2 separate regions of the Mus musculus genome follow, and region 1 is linked to region 2. A link is a loop called in an ENCODE intact Hi-C map of the cell type or tissue named here. Cell type or tissue: left cerebral cortex. All regions are shown on one strand. Each heading gives the region's core, and the rest is flanking DNA. Links, peaks and the distances in the headings are about the cores only.

The links. Peaks named below come from ENCODE experiments on the same cell type or tissue, not always from the same donor. Only the 100,000 strongest peaks of a DNase experiment are listed, where the experiment ranks them.
Region 1: a loop joins it to region 2, with 10 times the contacts of the local background. A loop is called at or near these places in 22 of 42 quality-filtered maps.

What each region holds. Positions count from the first base shown.
Region 1 is chr17:36,056,715-36,064,911 of GRCm38, forward strand. Gm6034 (predicted gene 6034) reads left to right here. Exons shown (of 3, transcript NM_001034909.3): 3 at 660-1,931. The coding sequence ends at 821. It overlaps Gm11127 (predicted gene 11127), which reads right to left and starts at 1,657. Exons shown (of 6, transcript NM_001199967.1): 1 at 1,572-1,657; 2 at 1,127-1,396; 3 at 708-974; 4 at 1-117. The coding sequence starts at 1,647. It also overlaps the pseudogene Gm20950 and the pseudogene Gm8810. In left cerebral cortex, for the core only: a CTCF peak has its summit at 4,322 (motif pointing left); a DNase peak (open chromatin) is centred at 4,310.
Region 2 is chr17:36,188,497-36,196,297 of GRCm38, forward strand. H2-T3 (histocompatibility 2, T region locus 3) reads right to left here and starts at 1,655. Exons shown (of 6, transcript NM_008208.4): 1 at 1,554-1,655; 2 at 1,105-1,374; 3 at 681-956. The coding sequence starts at 1,632. It also overlaps the pseudogene Gm4246. In left cerebral cortex, for the core only: no CTCF peak of the experiment used is centred there; no DNase peak of the experiment used is centred there.

The sequences.
Region 1 (8,197 bases), core at 1,497-6,496, 130 kb before region 2:
CCCCATTCAACTGCCAGGTCAGGGTGATGTCAGCAGGGTAGAAGCCCAGGGCCCAGCACCTCAGGGTGACATCACCTTCAGGTCTGGGGTGACGGGTCACATGTGTATTTGGGGGGTCTGAAGAGAAGAGTTGGAATGTTCACACTTTTTTCATTCTTCCTGGAAACTGCAGGTGCTTGGGTGATCAATCCCATGGAGGTGTAGGAAAGCTGGGTGCTGAGAGGGTTCAAAACCCCTCAGCAGCCATCCAGATAATCTGTTCTTTGGGAATTCCTAGGATTTGTGTGAAAGGGCCTAGGTACTCCAGGACTCTCACCACCTATTGAGAAAGAGACTCCTGTTCCAGACTGGGTGGGTCTGAGACATTTGGTGTCACCAGAGTCAGATCCCAATGACCCCAGTGTGTGCAGAGAGCAGGGCCTCAGAGAAGCCGCTGCTCCAAAGGCCTGCAGACTGCAGGGGGCTACTGTTGGCTATTCCAGAGATCTTCTCTGTTTCCATCCTGAAACAGACTCTGAACTATCCTGAGAGAAGGGAAATATTGAGGAGAGCCCCTCTCCCCCTCTTGGATACTGGGTCAAGAAAACTAGAAGCCTTCTCTCTATCCTGAGGCAGACAAAGGCAGTATTCTAGCTGCATTCTTTTTCTCCCCCAATCAGAGAACAAGGGAGCTGAGAGAGGGTTGTTCCTCAAACTACATCACTTACCTGAGTGTTGCTGAGCTTCCTCCAACAATCTGTGGAGTGTCTCCACGCATGTGCCCTCTAGGTAGGCCTTGTATTCCTCTGCCACTCCAGCCTCCTCCCATTTGTGTTGAGTGATCTGAGCCACTGCATCTGCTGCGGTCCAGGAGCTCAGGTCCTCGTTCAGGGTGATGTAATCGTGGCCATCATAGGCATGTTGATAGTGCCCGTGTAGGAACTGACCATCTGGTCCCACGTAGCATCCGTGCATATCCTGGATTGTGTGGGGACCTGGCCCGGGCATGGACACAGTCCCGCCCATGTTCAGGCACAGTCCTCAAACCTAAAGCAAAACTCAGGCACCCACAGCGGGTCCCATATCCCTTCAGTGAGTTCGTGAGGGGACATGACCTCTGACACTCGGGGGGGTGGGGGTCACTTACCGTCCTGACTCTGGTTATACAGGTGGAGTAGGTTGTAAAGGCAAGTTCGGAAATTCTGGGTGTGCTCCTTGAATTTCCGCGTCTCCTGCTCCCAATATTCGGGCTCCATCTGTTCCACCCATGGCTTGCATGGCTCGGCCCTGGGATTCTCAGAGTCGCTGTCGAAGCGCATGAACTGTGTGTCGTCCACGTAACCCACGGCGGTGAACCGAGGCTCCCCGAAGCCTGGCCTGGATATGGCAGTGGCGAAATACCGCAGCGAGTGTGAGCCTAGGGGAGGAGCGACATGAGACCCCGACCTCCTCTTGGGACCCTGGGAGGGTGCGCAGACCTGGAGATGAGCAGGCCTGGGGCTCTGAGAAAAGGCGGAGACAGGACAACTCGCTTCCCAAGTGCCACCAAGAACCTCCCCACAAAGGCCCTTTCCCTCGCGACCCCCACTCACTCTTGCCCGCTTGGGTCGGGGCCAGGGCGGTCGCCAGAAGCAGGAGAAGTAGAGGGCAACTCGTAAGGGTCCCCATCCTGGGATAGAGAGAGCTCAGTACAGTGATATAAATCCTGGACTTGGTAACTTGCAATCACAGCTACTTTTCCTTTTCTAGGGACCTCCTCTCAATGGGCATGGGAGGTGCTGCTGCAAAAAACTATTCCCAGGCAGGAAAACTGCCAATGACAGCAAGAACAAGATGTGAAACCAACTCAAGCCCTGCCCTCAGCCCAGCTCTCAGCCCCGCCCTCCTCAGCCCTCTACTTATAAAGCCACTTCTGAGGACTTGGGACTTTGTCCTGACTCCCCCTTCTGCACTGAACCTTGTGTATAGATAGCATCTTCTATCTGAGCCCTGCCCAGAATGTCAGGTGGCAATCAGAGTGGAAACCTTCAGGGTAAGAGCAGTTGTTTTGCTCCCTCCTACCTCCACACCTGACCCCAATGTGATGGGTGTCAGGTGCTCTGGAATGCAGTGGAGAGATGTTTTCTTGAAAGCAGGAGGCTCTGACCTGCAAGCACCACACAGTTTCACACAGAGACCAGTGGTCTGTGTTCACCTGTAGTGGCTTAGGGTTAGCATTAGGTCACACTGCCAAGCCAGGCTGCTCAGGAATCTGTGTTCTAAATACATAAATAAACAGGTCCAAACTGCCTTGTGCTAGATCCACAGCAGATCCTAAAAGTCTCCTGTCAGGTTCCACCTGCACTGGGGAAATAAGTCTTGCACAGCAACATCAGACTGTCAGCTTCTTCATATTTCCTTCATGCTGCATCATCCTCGCTTGTTAGCATGACTTCTCTTCAACCTCTCAGGGGCCTTGTTACTGTGTGCATCCCATGCCTGCATTGTCTTCTGAGAAATGGGAAGATGTTTTCATCTTTGTCCTGATCTGTAAGTTGCCCAGAATAGCCAACTACTCCAGTATTTCCTTCTGAGGTCTCTTAACACAAAAGCCATTCATCTCCAACTCTCTTAGTCTTCTCATACTTATATAAGTACATGGACATTCATACAAGCATGGGCACACACACACTCACACAAAAACATTCATACATAGTCATAGTACACACAATGATGGACGGATTTGTCTGTCGCCTCCAATGCACTCAGAAACTCTCTGTCCCTCTCCAGGCAACCCTGTGTTTCCCATCAATGCACAGATGTCTGAGTCCAGCCTGTCTGGGATTCTCCCTCAGAACCCATGTCCACATCTGGAGTCAACTCCCTCCTTTAGTTTCTGGCCTCTGGCTCACTGCACAGATTCCTATGCACACTCAAGACCTCAGACCTCAGAGTACTGTTTTGAAATGCTAAGGAGAGCATTGAGACATTTCCTGGGGAGTTAGGATGCTCACCCAGGCAATGTGGGGTGGCATTCCTGACAAGTGCAGGAAGCACTTCATGTGTTGACCCACATGAAGGTCAGGGCTCAGGTGACTAAGGTCTCAGGCACTGTCTGCTTCTTTCCCTGACTGTCTGCAAAGGGAGATGGCTATAACATTGCTCTCACTCAGCCCTTATTTGTACAATCAGCCGACCTGCTGAGCAGAAAGTCACTGTGGTCACACCAACAGGGCACCTTTCACTTCAAGGTCTGCAGGCAGTGCAGGGCAGCAGTATGGGACACAGCCTCCAGAGTAAGCTGTGGCTTCACCGAGGCAACTGGGGTCATTGAGAGCTGGGAATCAGATGAGCAGAGGCACTCAGCGAGCAGGCAGGAGGAAGAGGAGGGCAGGTCCTCTCTGCTGTCAAATTTAACCTCAGCTTCTGAAGCTTATCCTCTTCTGCGACAGCTACAGGTATCAGAACCTCCTGGGCTCCTGGGTATGCAGAGCCAGCTCCTGCAGCTGGGTATCCTGGTGAGACCCAGGCACACTGCAGACCTCACTAGCAAAAGGTGGACTGTTCATGGACATTTGCAGGCTGGAGGCTTTCTTGAATCTGTGTAGGAGCAAAATGTGTCTGCAGTGCTGGCAGGGAGGTTTGGGCATGTCTCTTCTCACTTGGTGAAAGTGCAGGGACCCAGGGCTTGAGAGCCAGCGAGGGTGAGCTAGTACAGGTTCTGACCAGATGAACGGACCAAGGTAACCGAGGTCTACAGCAAACTGAATCCAAGGAACTGGGAGAAGTGTCCTCTGGTTTTGCAAACCAGGCAGTAGGAGACCCTCAGGTCCTCTAGACTGTACTTGTGGCTGTTTTGAAGTCCTTCCTCTAGCTGGCAGTGCTAAGTGGTCTTGGTCCTCTCTGGCCATGAGGTGCTGGTTCAGAAGATGTAGGCCAATCTGAAGCCCATCAGCAGGTGTGGTTCTCAGGGCCTTGTGTAACTGCCTTGACAGCTCCTGCATCTGGTATGTAAGGTGGCAGTTGAGGCATCAGATGCAGGTGGTATCTGCCCAAACACCCTGGGAGACTGAATATAAAATCCTCAAGAGTGAGGAAGAGCAGGATGCCAGTGACTTTGATGGCTCTATCCGGTGACTGCTCTGCTGCCTGCATGGTGGGTGATTGCTGCATTAAGAAGGCTCAGAACTCCAAACAGTGAAATTGAGGCAAAGCTTCTCTCTCCATTACAACCTCAGAGCTCTGTGGACAGCTCTGAGTGCATCAAATATCTCCAAGCCAGGGTGGCTGGTTGGCCTGCCAGGGCTGCACTAAGCTCAGCTTCTAGTTAGTTCACAAACTCAGAGCTCACAGCGCCACCTACTGGTGTTTCTGTTTGCTTGCAGATCTTATTCTCTCCAGAGCACATGCACCCAGTTTTTCTTTCCTCCATGGCTTTATGGTGGATCACTAAAACAGTGTCTTCTTCCAGGGCCCCAAATTTGGGGCCTGCAGGTCTAAGTGTCTAGTGCCGGGGCATGCTATGCCAGCTGCCTCCCCATGCTTTACTCAGTGTGTCACAACCCTAGGAGGCAAGTGTAGCCTCTGTGAGTCACCAAGAGCCTCAGTGAATTTGAGGACTTGTAGGAAGGCACTGGACCCAAGATGGTTCCCTCTCTGTACTGAGTTTCCTACACCTCCCGGGGCTGTGTCTGCCTGTCTGTAATACTTGAGACAGGTTTTCTTTGTGTAACAGTCTTGGCTGTCCTGCGTCTCACTCTGTAGACCATGCTGGCCCTAAACTCAGAGAGTTCTACTTGCCTCTGCCTTCTAAGTTCCAGGACTAAAGGCATGAGTTATGACTTCCTGTCACCTCCTGGGTTTCTGATCTCCCTCTGGCTGACCATTCTCATCCTGCAGTGAATACATCAGGAGCTGGTGTCTTTGCATGGGCTGACTGGAGTGCCAAGGAGGCTCTGATTTGGTGAGCTCTGTTGGAAGACAGTAAGCTCTTTGATGAGGCTCCCGGCTTGCAGCACATTTTTTTGTTTTGTATTTTGATTTTTTTCTCCCAGACGTTTTTTTCAGTGTAGCCATCATTGGTTATTCTGGCCTCCCTGTTTAGTCCAGCCTGGCCTTGAACTCACAAATCTGCACCTGTTTCCTGAATTTGGGGGATCAAAGCTGTACACTTCCAAAGCAGGCTTTCAGGTGTTTTTTAATTGTTGCATGAAAGAGAGTTGTCTATATTTGTGTCGCCGTTGAAGCACACCAACTGTGTTTCATCCACAGAGCCAGCAGAGATGAACCATGGCTCCTCAAGAACACTGCAGAGATTGTGAGCCTGGTGATGGGCAGTGAGACCCCCACACTGCCCCAGGGATCCCTGGCCAGTGCATGAATGAGAGAGGAATCTGGGCACCAAGACTCAGGACACAGGTGGAGAAGGGGCTGAGGGTTTGGGACAACAAGGCTTCCCTGCTGCCACTCTGCCCCTCCCCACAGAGGCTGCTTCCCTTCTGACCACACACTCACCCCCAAGGGTCTGGGTAGGGGACAGGGCAGCCTCCAGTAGCAGGAGTAGCCTGTCTGCCTGGTGCCTTCTGCCCCAGTAGAGCTATGAGCAGGTGTGAGTCTGTGAGGCTTTGTGACCAAGGACCCAGAGACCTTAGCCATGCTGGTTGGTTCTCTAGAATCTGTCCACCTCATGGACTGTCAACTTGTCCCTGGACAAGGACCTGGCAGAGATTGTGTACTGGACAAGTGAAGCTGGCCAGCTCAGTTTCCCTATCTGAGACTCTGGCAGCCTGGGAACTACTATGTAGCCTCAACCTTGAAACTGAAAGAAGCAGGGCGGTGATGGCACATGCCTTTAATCCCAGCACTTGGGAGACAGAGGCAGGCAGATTTCTGTGTTCAAGGCCAGCCTGGTCTACAAAGTGAGTTCCAGAACAGCCAGGGCTACACAGAGAAACCCTGTCTCGAAAAACAAAACAAAACAAAACAAAACAAAACAAAAATACTGAAAGAAAATCGTTTGTATACTGTGTGCATTAGAGTCAGGTTCCCAGTTTGGTGTTCCCACAAGTCATCCCTCACTTGCCTGGGTCTCTCCTGAGGCTGTTCTGGACTCATTAGTCGGATTCTCCAGAATCACCAACTACAGAGGGAAAGACTGCAGGAGGGCAGGAGAACAGGAGAGAGGGAGAAAGAGATGTAGTGAGAGTGAGAGAGGGAGGGAGGGAAGCAGGAAGGAGAGAGGAAGTATGGCTGCTGCTTGCCTTCTGCAGACCTTAAATGGCAGCTTCCCTGAGCCCTGTTGCAGTGGTCTGGGCTGCACAGGCTGTACAGAGCCCTCTGTAAAGGTCAGCTTCTATCCTTGACTCATTGGAGCCATCCAGAGTGGTTTCTCCACTCAAATGGAGACAGCTCCATGTCTCCCCAGCCTGCAGCCATCACAGGAGTTTAGGGAGCTGTCACCCATGGGTCCACTTTCCAGCCCCACAGGAGCATCCCCTCAGGAGCTGTCCACTGTGGCAGCACCTTTCCTGTCTTAGTCAACTGCCCTTTGAGGAGCTAGCTGTCCATAGTGGTGACATCTTCTCTTCTGCCTTAGCTTACAGCCGTGGTGAAACACTGCAGGAGCTGTCTGTCCACAGTGTCTTCTTGTCTTCCCCCAAGCCCCAGCATCTGCACAGATTTAGAGTTCTTCGGAGGCAACTGCAGCCATGAAGCACTTCCCACCCCATCCCAGGGGCCCATAGGAGGGAGAAGGGGTTAAAAAACACAAAACACAAAACACAAAAAACAAAACAAAACAAAACAAACAAACAAAGAAAAAACACAAAACCACCAACCCCTGACCTTCTCAGAAAGGGGGGGAACAGTTTCTGAAGACCCACAAAATGAAAATTTGAAAGTTCACCAATCATTACTCTGGAAATTTCAGTCCTGAGAAGCTCCCCCCCATCTGAAATCCTATATAAGCACTGCCTAATCCCCTGTTGTGTGACCCCAGGAGCAGAGAGGGCAGCCATGCCAGGATTTGTCCCTCTTCCTCCTGGATTTTTCCCTTCAATAAATCTCCTGTATGAGATTTTTCTGCCATCTGTGACTCTCTCATCAGAAGATAGAAGAAGAGAAGAAGCAAACTATAGAGGAAGCAGACGTGGAGCTGAGGGTCTCCTGAGCTCAGCTGTGCTGACCTGGAGCTGCAGTGCCTCTGCTGAGGAGGCTTCCTCTCACAGCTGTGAGGTTCCTGGGCTCCCCGGTCTGAGGAAGCCCTTCTACTGGGACATGGTCCCACCCCAGAGTTGTGTGGCTCCTGGCCTTCTGCATCCCTGGAACCCCTTTCCATCTAGTCAGAAACACTTACACAAAGCCCAAGCAGATGAGCTGTGAGGAGACAGTGCTGAAAAATTCAAAAGCTCACAGTTCTGAAGGAGACCCAGACTTGGTGCCAACTCCAGTCTCAAGCTTGAAACACAGCACACACAGTTACAGTGTCTGTAAAAGCTAAGCCCTCACAAACGGCCGATTTCCATTTCTTTAAATATGTTTAACATTGTCAGAATGAGCAGGCTGCTTACTGCTGATTTTATACAATTTCTTTGAACATAATTGATTCTCCTGTGAGTGAGTATTCATAATTTCTCCAGGATGTTTTTGGTTTGTTTTTTAGTATGGTTGTTCCAGCTCACCTTTTGTTTCTGCTGACAGCGTTTCTCTGTGTGGCCCTGAGGGTCCTGGCCAGCCTGGCCTAGAATGCATTGATTTTCCTGCCTGTGTCTCCTGAGTGCCAGTATTAAATGTGTTTGCCACCACTGCCCAGGAAATTCTTTGATCTTACAGAGCTGGTAGAGCCCTGAGGTCTCCTACTCCTGGGTACAGGACAAGGCTCAGGCCACTTCTGCATTCCTGTGATCAGAGTCTGTCAGCCTGGGGTTCCACCAAGTAACAAGGCCAAAGATATCAGGAGGTCAGATCTGAGGAGTGACCAAAACACACCAAGTGCACTAGGACTGAGCCCCAGCTGGGTCCTCCAGTGGGCTTAGCACCACCTAAAACTGCTCCACTCACACAAACACACCACAGAGCACTCCATTCCCACCTGACACTCAACAGAGGAAACACAAATTCTGGAAGGTTCTCCATCCTGCCATTTATTTCCTCCACAGCACTCTGAGTATTGCCAGTCCCTTAATTTACCCAGTAATGAACCCTCAGCTCAAAGATTTGAGCAATCGAGTTCACATTCAGA
Region 2 (7,801 bases), core at 1-5,000:
AGAACAACAACAGGAAGTAAAACTGCAGTCTTTTTTGCTCATAGAGGTAATTTAGCAAAACAAACAAACAAAAGAACAAACAAAAGAAACAAAAAAACGTATACTTGTTAAGAAATGTACCTGTTGTTACTTGCAACATGACATAATGAAATCAGGAAAGGCTAATATTTGGAGATGAGCAAGGACTAAATGTAGGTAAAGTACACGATGGATAATGGCAGGGAATAATTGATAGCTACTTCTAATTCTGCCACTGATTCTCTGTTTCTGTCTCTCCATCTCTTTCTGCCTCTGCCTCTGTCTCTCTGTGTCTGTGAGTCTCTGTCTCTGTCTCTCTCTCCCTGCCCTGCACCCCTGGGGTCGATGTTGGATAGCCATGAGTATATTTAATGGAAAATATGTAAAATTCATGTTCTCTACTGGTCCAAAGTGGCGATTCTAACTGTTTACAAGCTCACTGAGCTGTGTATAGCCATTGGTTTGTGTAATTTTCATACGTTATTTTTCTGTTGTCACCTTTTAAAATTAAAAAACAAAAAAACCAACCAAACAAGCAAACAAAAATACAAAAAGAAAAAAGAAAAAGAGATGGGAGTTTTCCCACCTAGTGAGTTTCTGCTCTCTCTGGACTGAACCCAGTACAGAGGCAAAGGGAGATGGAGTTGTCTGCAGCCACGCACCTGTGCACTCCTGTGTCTTTTTTCTGTTCTCCAGGTATCTGAGCAGGGAATCCTTGCATGGGCCCTCCAAGTAGGTCCTACGGAGCTCTGTATAACCAGCCTGCTCCCACTTGCTTCTGGTGATCTCTGCTGCCGTGTCTGCTGCTGTCCACGTTTTCAGATCTTCATTGAGGGCAATGTAATCGCGGCCATCATAGCCATGCTGCTCATAAGCGCGGAAGAGGCTCCCGAAGAACTCCACCTCACAGCCATACATCACCTGGATGGTGTGAGAGCCTGGCCCCCCTCTCCTAGTCAGGCCCGCCCACCCTAGGAATTCTCCAAACTGAAAGGGAAACCGGTCCCTTTTGCACCCCATGATTAGGTGGCTTGCATAAGAGGGAGAGGAGTGGGGACAGACTCTTAGATTTGGGGGGTTCCTCACCATTTTGACTCAGGTTGTAGTAGTCCAGCATAGTCTGCAGATTCTCGCGGAAAAACTGTGCATTGCTTGTGACGATCTCTGTCTCTCTCGCCCAATACTCGGGCCCCTCTTGCTCCACCCATGGCGCACTTAGCTTATATGTCGCAGTCTCCCCTGAGCTGTTGAAGCGCACGAACTGAGTGTCATCCAGGTAGCCCACAGCTATGTACCACGGTTCGCTGATTGCAGGTCGGGACAAGGCGGTGTAGAAGTACCTCAGCGAGTGTGAGCCTGGGGGCAGCATGTGGTGAGACTGTGACCTTCTCCCAGAACCCGGCCAGGTGCGCAGGTCAGGGAAGTAGAAGGACTCAGGTCTAGGGCCTTGAGTGGAGAAGTGGTGGAGGGTCTGGTGGAGGGTGGACCTCCGCCCCTCCCCTAAAAGGCTGTTTCCCTCCTCATCCAGCACTCACCTGGGCAGGTCTGGGTCTGGCCTTGTGAGGCAGCCAGGAGGATCAGGAGGGTGCCAGGCACCATGGTCCCCATCCTCATGTTAGGGAAATCTGAAGTTGTATAAAGTCCTGGACTTTGTAACTTGCAATCTCAGAGAGTTTTATTGCATCTTCTAAGTACCTGCTCTCAACAGGAGTGCAAGGCCTTTGAAAACAATCTGACAATGGTACAGAGAGCAAAAAGTGAAACTATAGTTCTGTACAGCCCAACCTAATCCCCCGCCTTCAGGCCTCAGACCCTGACAGCCACTTCCGGGACTTGGAACTTTGTCCTGACTCCTTCTTCTGCACTGAACCCTGTGTATAGATAGCATCCTCTATCTGAGCCCTGCCCAGAATGTCAGGTGGTAATCAGAGTGGAAACCTTCAGGGTTAGAGCAGTTGTTTTTCTCCCTCCTACCTCCATACCTGGCCCCACTGTGATGGGTGTCAGGTGGTCTGGAATGCAGTGGAGAGATGTTTTCTTTAAAGCAGGAGGCTTTGCCTGTGCCTGGCAAATACAGAAGTGGATGCTCACAGTCATTTATAGGATGGAATACAGGCCCCCCAATGTAGGAGCTAGAGAAAGTACCCAAGAGCTGAAGGGGTCTGCAACCCTATAGGTGGAACAATATGAACTAATCAGTACCCCCAGAACTCATGTCTCTAGCTGCATATGTAGCAGAAGATGGCCTAGTCAGCCATCATTGGGAAGAGAGGCCCCTTGGTCTAGCAAAATTTATATGCCCCAGTACAGGGGAAAGCCAGGGCCAAGAAGTGGGAGTGAGTGGGTAGGGGAGCAGGGCGAGGGGAGGGTAGAGGGGACTTTTGGGATAGCATTTGAAATGTAAAGGAAGAAAATATCTAATTGAAAAAATATGTTTAAAAAAAAAAAAAAGCAGGAGGCTTTGACCAGCAAGCACCACACTTTTTCCCACAAGCAGAGACTAGGAGTCTGTGTTCACCTGTAGTGGTTTAGGGTTAGCTCACACTGCCAAGCCAGACTGCTCAGGAATCTGTGTTCTAAATACATAAACAAACAAACAAACAACAACAACAACAAAATACAGGTCCAAACTGCCTTGTGCTAGTTCTACAGAGGGTCCTAAAAGTCTCCCGTCAGGTTCCACCTGCACTGGGGAAATGACAGTCTTGCTCAGCAGCACCAGACTGTCAGCTTCTTCATATTTCCTTCATGCTGCATCATCCTCCCTTGTTAGCATAACTTCTCTTCAACCTCTCAGGGGCCTTGTTACTGTGTGCATCCCATGCCTGCATTGTCTTCTGAGAAATGGGAAGATGTTTTCATCATTGTCCTGATCTCTAAGTTCCCCAGAATAGCCAAATACTCCAATATTTCTTCTGAGGTCTTTTAACACTAAAGGCCATTCATCCAGAACTCTAACAGTCTTCTTCTTCTTATATAAGTGCATGGACATTCATACAAGCACAGGCACAGACACACATTCACACACACACATATTCACAAATACACACACACTCACACACATTTATACACATTTACATACACACACTCACATACACACATTCACAAACACATTCACAACTCACTCAAGAACATTCACACACACAACACACACACTCACACACACACTCACTCACAAACACACTCACACACAAACTTACATGATCACTAACCCGTACTCACATACTTTCACACACATAATCACAAACACCAACTGACGTACATTCACACACACTCACACAATCACAAACACAAACTCTCTCACACACACAAACTCACACACACATTCATACACTCACTCACATACACACTCATATACAAACTCACACACTCATACAATAACAAACACACACTCACACATATCAAAACACAAGCACACACACACACACACACACACACACACACACACACACACACGCTATCAACATAGCCAGTTGCTCTCCTTTTCTAGCCTTCCTGCTTCCTTTTGTCTTTGAGTCTGTGAACATGGCTTTTTCTTTCCCCCTCTGGGCTCTCCATCCTAGGTCAGATAATGGCTTCAGCTGCTGCTCAGTTTGATTCTCCTTTTCCTGGATGGATTTGTCTATTGCCTCCAATGCACTCAGAAAACTCTCTGACCCTCTCCAGGCATCCCTGTGCTTCCCATCAATGCATAGATGTCTGAGGCCAGCCTGTCTGGGATTCTCCCTCAGAACCCATATCCACATCTGGAGTCAACTCCCTCCTTTAGATTCTGGTTTCTGACTCACTGCACAGATTTCTATGCACACTCAAGACCTCAGACCTCAGAGTACTGCTTTGAAATGCTAAGGAGAGCATTGAGACATCTCCTGGGGAGTTGGGATGCACACCCAGGCAATGTGGGGTGGCATTCCTGACAAGTGCAGGAAGCAGCAGTGTTGACCCACATGAAGGTCAGGGCTCAGGTGACTAAGGTCTCAGGCACTGTCTGCTTCTTTCCCTGACTGTCTGCAAAGGTGGGAAATGGCTATAACCGTGCTCCCACACCAGCCCTTATTTGTACAATCAGCAGACCTGCCAAGCAGGAAGTCACTGTAGTCACACTAACAGGGCACCATTCACTCCCAGGCCTCCAGGTAGCTCAGGGCAGCAGTATGGTCCACAGCCTCCAGAGTAAGCTGTGGCTTCACCCTGGAAACTGGGGTCATCGAGAGCTGGGAGTCAGATGAGCAGAGGCACCCAGAGGACAGCCAGGATGAAGAGGAGGGCAAGTCCTCTCTGCTTTCAACTTTGATGTCAGCTTCTGAGTTCTTTTCCTCTTCTGGGACAGCTACAGGTATCAGAAACTCCTGGGCTCCTGGGTATGCAGAGCCAGCTCCTGCAGCTGGGTACCCTGGTGAGACCGAGGCATCCTGCAGACCTCAAAAGCACAAGGTGGACTGTTCATGGACATTTGCAGGCTGGAGGCTTTCTTGAATCTGTGTAGGAGCAAAATGTGTCTGCAGTGCTGGCAGGGAGGCTTGGGCATATCTCTTTTCACTTGGTGAAATTGCAGGGACCCAGGGCTTGAGAGCCAGCAAGGGTGAGCTAGTACAGGTTCTGACCAGATGAACAGACCGAGGTAACCGAGGTCTACAGCAAACTGAATCCAAGGAACTGGGAGAAGTGTCCTCTGGTTATGCAAACCAGGCAGTAGGAGACCCTCAGGTCCTCTAGACTGTACTTGTGGCTGTTTTGAAGTCCTTCTTGTAGCTGGCAGTGCTAAGTGGTCTTGGTCCTCTCTGGCCAGGAGGTGCTGGTTCAGAAGATGTAGGGCAACCTGAAGCCCATCAGCAGGTGTGGTTCTCAGGGCCTTGAGTAACTGCCTTGACAGCTCCTGCATCTGGTATGTAAGGTGGCAGTTGAGGCATCAGATGCAGGTGGTATCTGCCCAAACACCCTGGGAGACTGAGTTATAAGTCCTCAAGAGAGAGGAAGAGCAGGATGCCAGTGACTTTGATGGCTCTATCTGATTACTCTCTGCTGCCTTTATGGTGGGTTATCGCTGCACTGAGAAGGCACAGAACTCCAGAGCATTTGAGACAAAGCTTGTCTCTGTCCAATTCAACCTCAGAGCTCTGTGGGCTGCTCTGACTGCATCAAATATCTCCATTTCAGGGTGGCTGGTTGGCCTGCCAGGGCTGCACCAAGCTCACCTCCTAGTGAGTTCACAAACTCAGAGCTCACAGCGCCACCTGCTGGTGCTTCTGTTTGCTTGCGGATCTCATTCTCTCCAGAGCACATGCACCCAGTTTATCTTTCCTCCATGGCTTCATGGTGGATCACTAAAACAGAGTCTTCCTCTAGGGATCCGAATCTGGGGCCTGCAGGTCTAAGTGTCTAGTGCCGGGACATGCCATGCCAGCTGCCTCCCCATGCTTTGCTCAGTGTGTCGCAACCCTAGGAGGCAAGTGCAGCCTCTGTGAGTCACCAAGAGCCTCAGTGAATTTGAGAACTTGTAGGAAGGAAGGCACTGGACCCAAGATGGTCCCCTCTCTGCACTGAGCCTCCGACACCTGCCGGTTTCTTGTCTGTCTGTGTGTCTGTCTTGTCTAAATATTTAAGACAGGGTTTTTCTTTTCTTTTCTCTTCTTTTCTTTTCTTTTCCTTTCTTTTCTTTTCTTAATATAAAACTTTATTTTCACTGATAATGTCACTGTAACATAATTTCATAGCAGACCTGTGCAAAAGATCCCACATCACCAATGTCTCCAAGAGATTTCACACACTTCTGGGCAGGACAGAAAGCTCTGCCCCCGTGTTGACAGTCAACATTTTACCCCTTTATCTATGAGTACAGAAAGGCAAGGCATCATAACTCCAGAATGAAGCTGACTGAAGGCATCCTTAGCTGAGGTCGGATGCTTGCCAGCTCTGAATGGCCACCACAGCAACAGCACATGTTTGCCTCTGTGTGCTCAGGATGGGTCTTTGAAAAATGTCCGACTATGTAAATATGCTGCACTTATCTCTTCAACATTGCAATGTGGAGGTCTGGAGAGCTTCAAGTCTTCACGAGCCCACATGGGGTTAGGGCTGTTATGGATGAGGTGAACTCAACAGACTAATTCCAGCTTTGGCAACCATCAGCAAACTGGTTTCTGCGATTAACCCTGCAGGCATAAATTTCCCAGAGTTGTAGACTCTCATCCCCATAATGCCGGCCAAGGTCCCAGATGTAGCTAGGAAAACCCACACATTCCTGGGATCCTGAGACAGCTGGTAGGCACCCAGGCCTGCTAGGCCCCCAAAGAAGAGAGTCCAGCAGCCAGGGATGGCACACTACCTGCTTTCGCATAGCCAATAATCCCACCGGTAGCAACCAGGGCTGCAGAGCTGAAACCAAAATAAAGTAAAGGCACCAATGGGCCACTGTCCTTCTGCATTTTTCAGTCCCTATGGAGACCACACCAGGGCTGCACCTCCACTCTTCTTAGCATCTCTGAGGAGCATGGTAAATGTTGCTTTCTCTCCAAGGTCCCCCATACTCAGTTTGCAAACTTTTAGAAAACCTTGCACCAAACCCTCGGCTCCTGTTAGGCTGGAGCAAGGGACCAGAAAATGTCCAGGAACCCAAGTCGCAACTGCACTACATCCCTACAAAGTGACTCCTGCTCTCTTACTCAAAAGCCCTCCGTGGCGCAGAAGCATGCACACGCACTTAGGTTTCTAGTCCCAGAACCGCAGTTAGAGAACATTTTAGAGAGGCAGGAGCAGGCCAGGGAAGCAAGCTCAGCAGAGTGTGCCCAGGAAAGCCCCACATGCCTGTGCGTGCAGAACAATCCCCTGGTGGAAGAGTAGGCAAAGTAAGAATACAACCAACCAACACCAGAGCCAAGCCCAGAGGCCTGTGCTGGAGGACAAGGGTGTAAGCAGACCGCAAGAAGCCAAGGTCAGGAGCCAAGGGTGTCAAGACAGGGTTTCTTTGTGTCCTGGCTGTCCTGGATCTCACTTTGTAGACCAGGCTGGCCTCAAACTCAGAGAGTTCTGCTTACCTCTGCCTTCCAAGTGCTACGACTAAAGGCATGAGTCACCACTACCTGTCACCTCCTGGGTCTCTGATCACCCTCTGGTTGACCATTCTCTTCCTGCAGTGAATACATCAGGAGCTGGTGTCTTTGCATGGGCTGACTGGAGTGACAAAGAGGCTCTGGATTTGGTGTGCTCTGTTGGAAGAGAGTAAGCTCTTTGATGAGGCTCTCTGCTCTGAACACATCTTTTGTTTTGTTTTGTTTAGAGCCAGTTTTTCTAGGTGTAGCCATCACTGATTATCCTGGACTTACTTTGTTGACCAGGCTGGCCTTGAACTCACAGTTCTGCCTCTGTATCCTGAGTCCCTGGATCAAAGATGTGCACAGACATACCAGGCTTTCAAGTTCTTTTTTTAGCTGTTGCATGAAAGAGAGTTGTCCATATTTATGGGCTTTCCTGTGATATTTGCACATCTGTATTCATATTTGAAAGTGATCCTGTGATAGTTCCAACCTGTATACATATCTGTGGGCTTTCCTGTGATATCTCCACACCTGTATACATATCTGTGGGCTACCCTGTGATATCTCCAACCTGTATAATTATCTGTGGGCTAACCTGTGATATCTCCACACCTGTATACATATCTGTGGGCTTTCCTGTGATATCTCCACACCTGTATACATATCTGTGGGCTTTCCTGTGATATCTCCACACCTGTATACATATCTGTGGGCTGCCCTGTGATACTTCCACACCTGTATACATATCT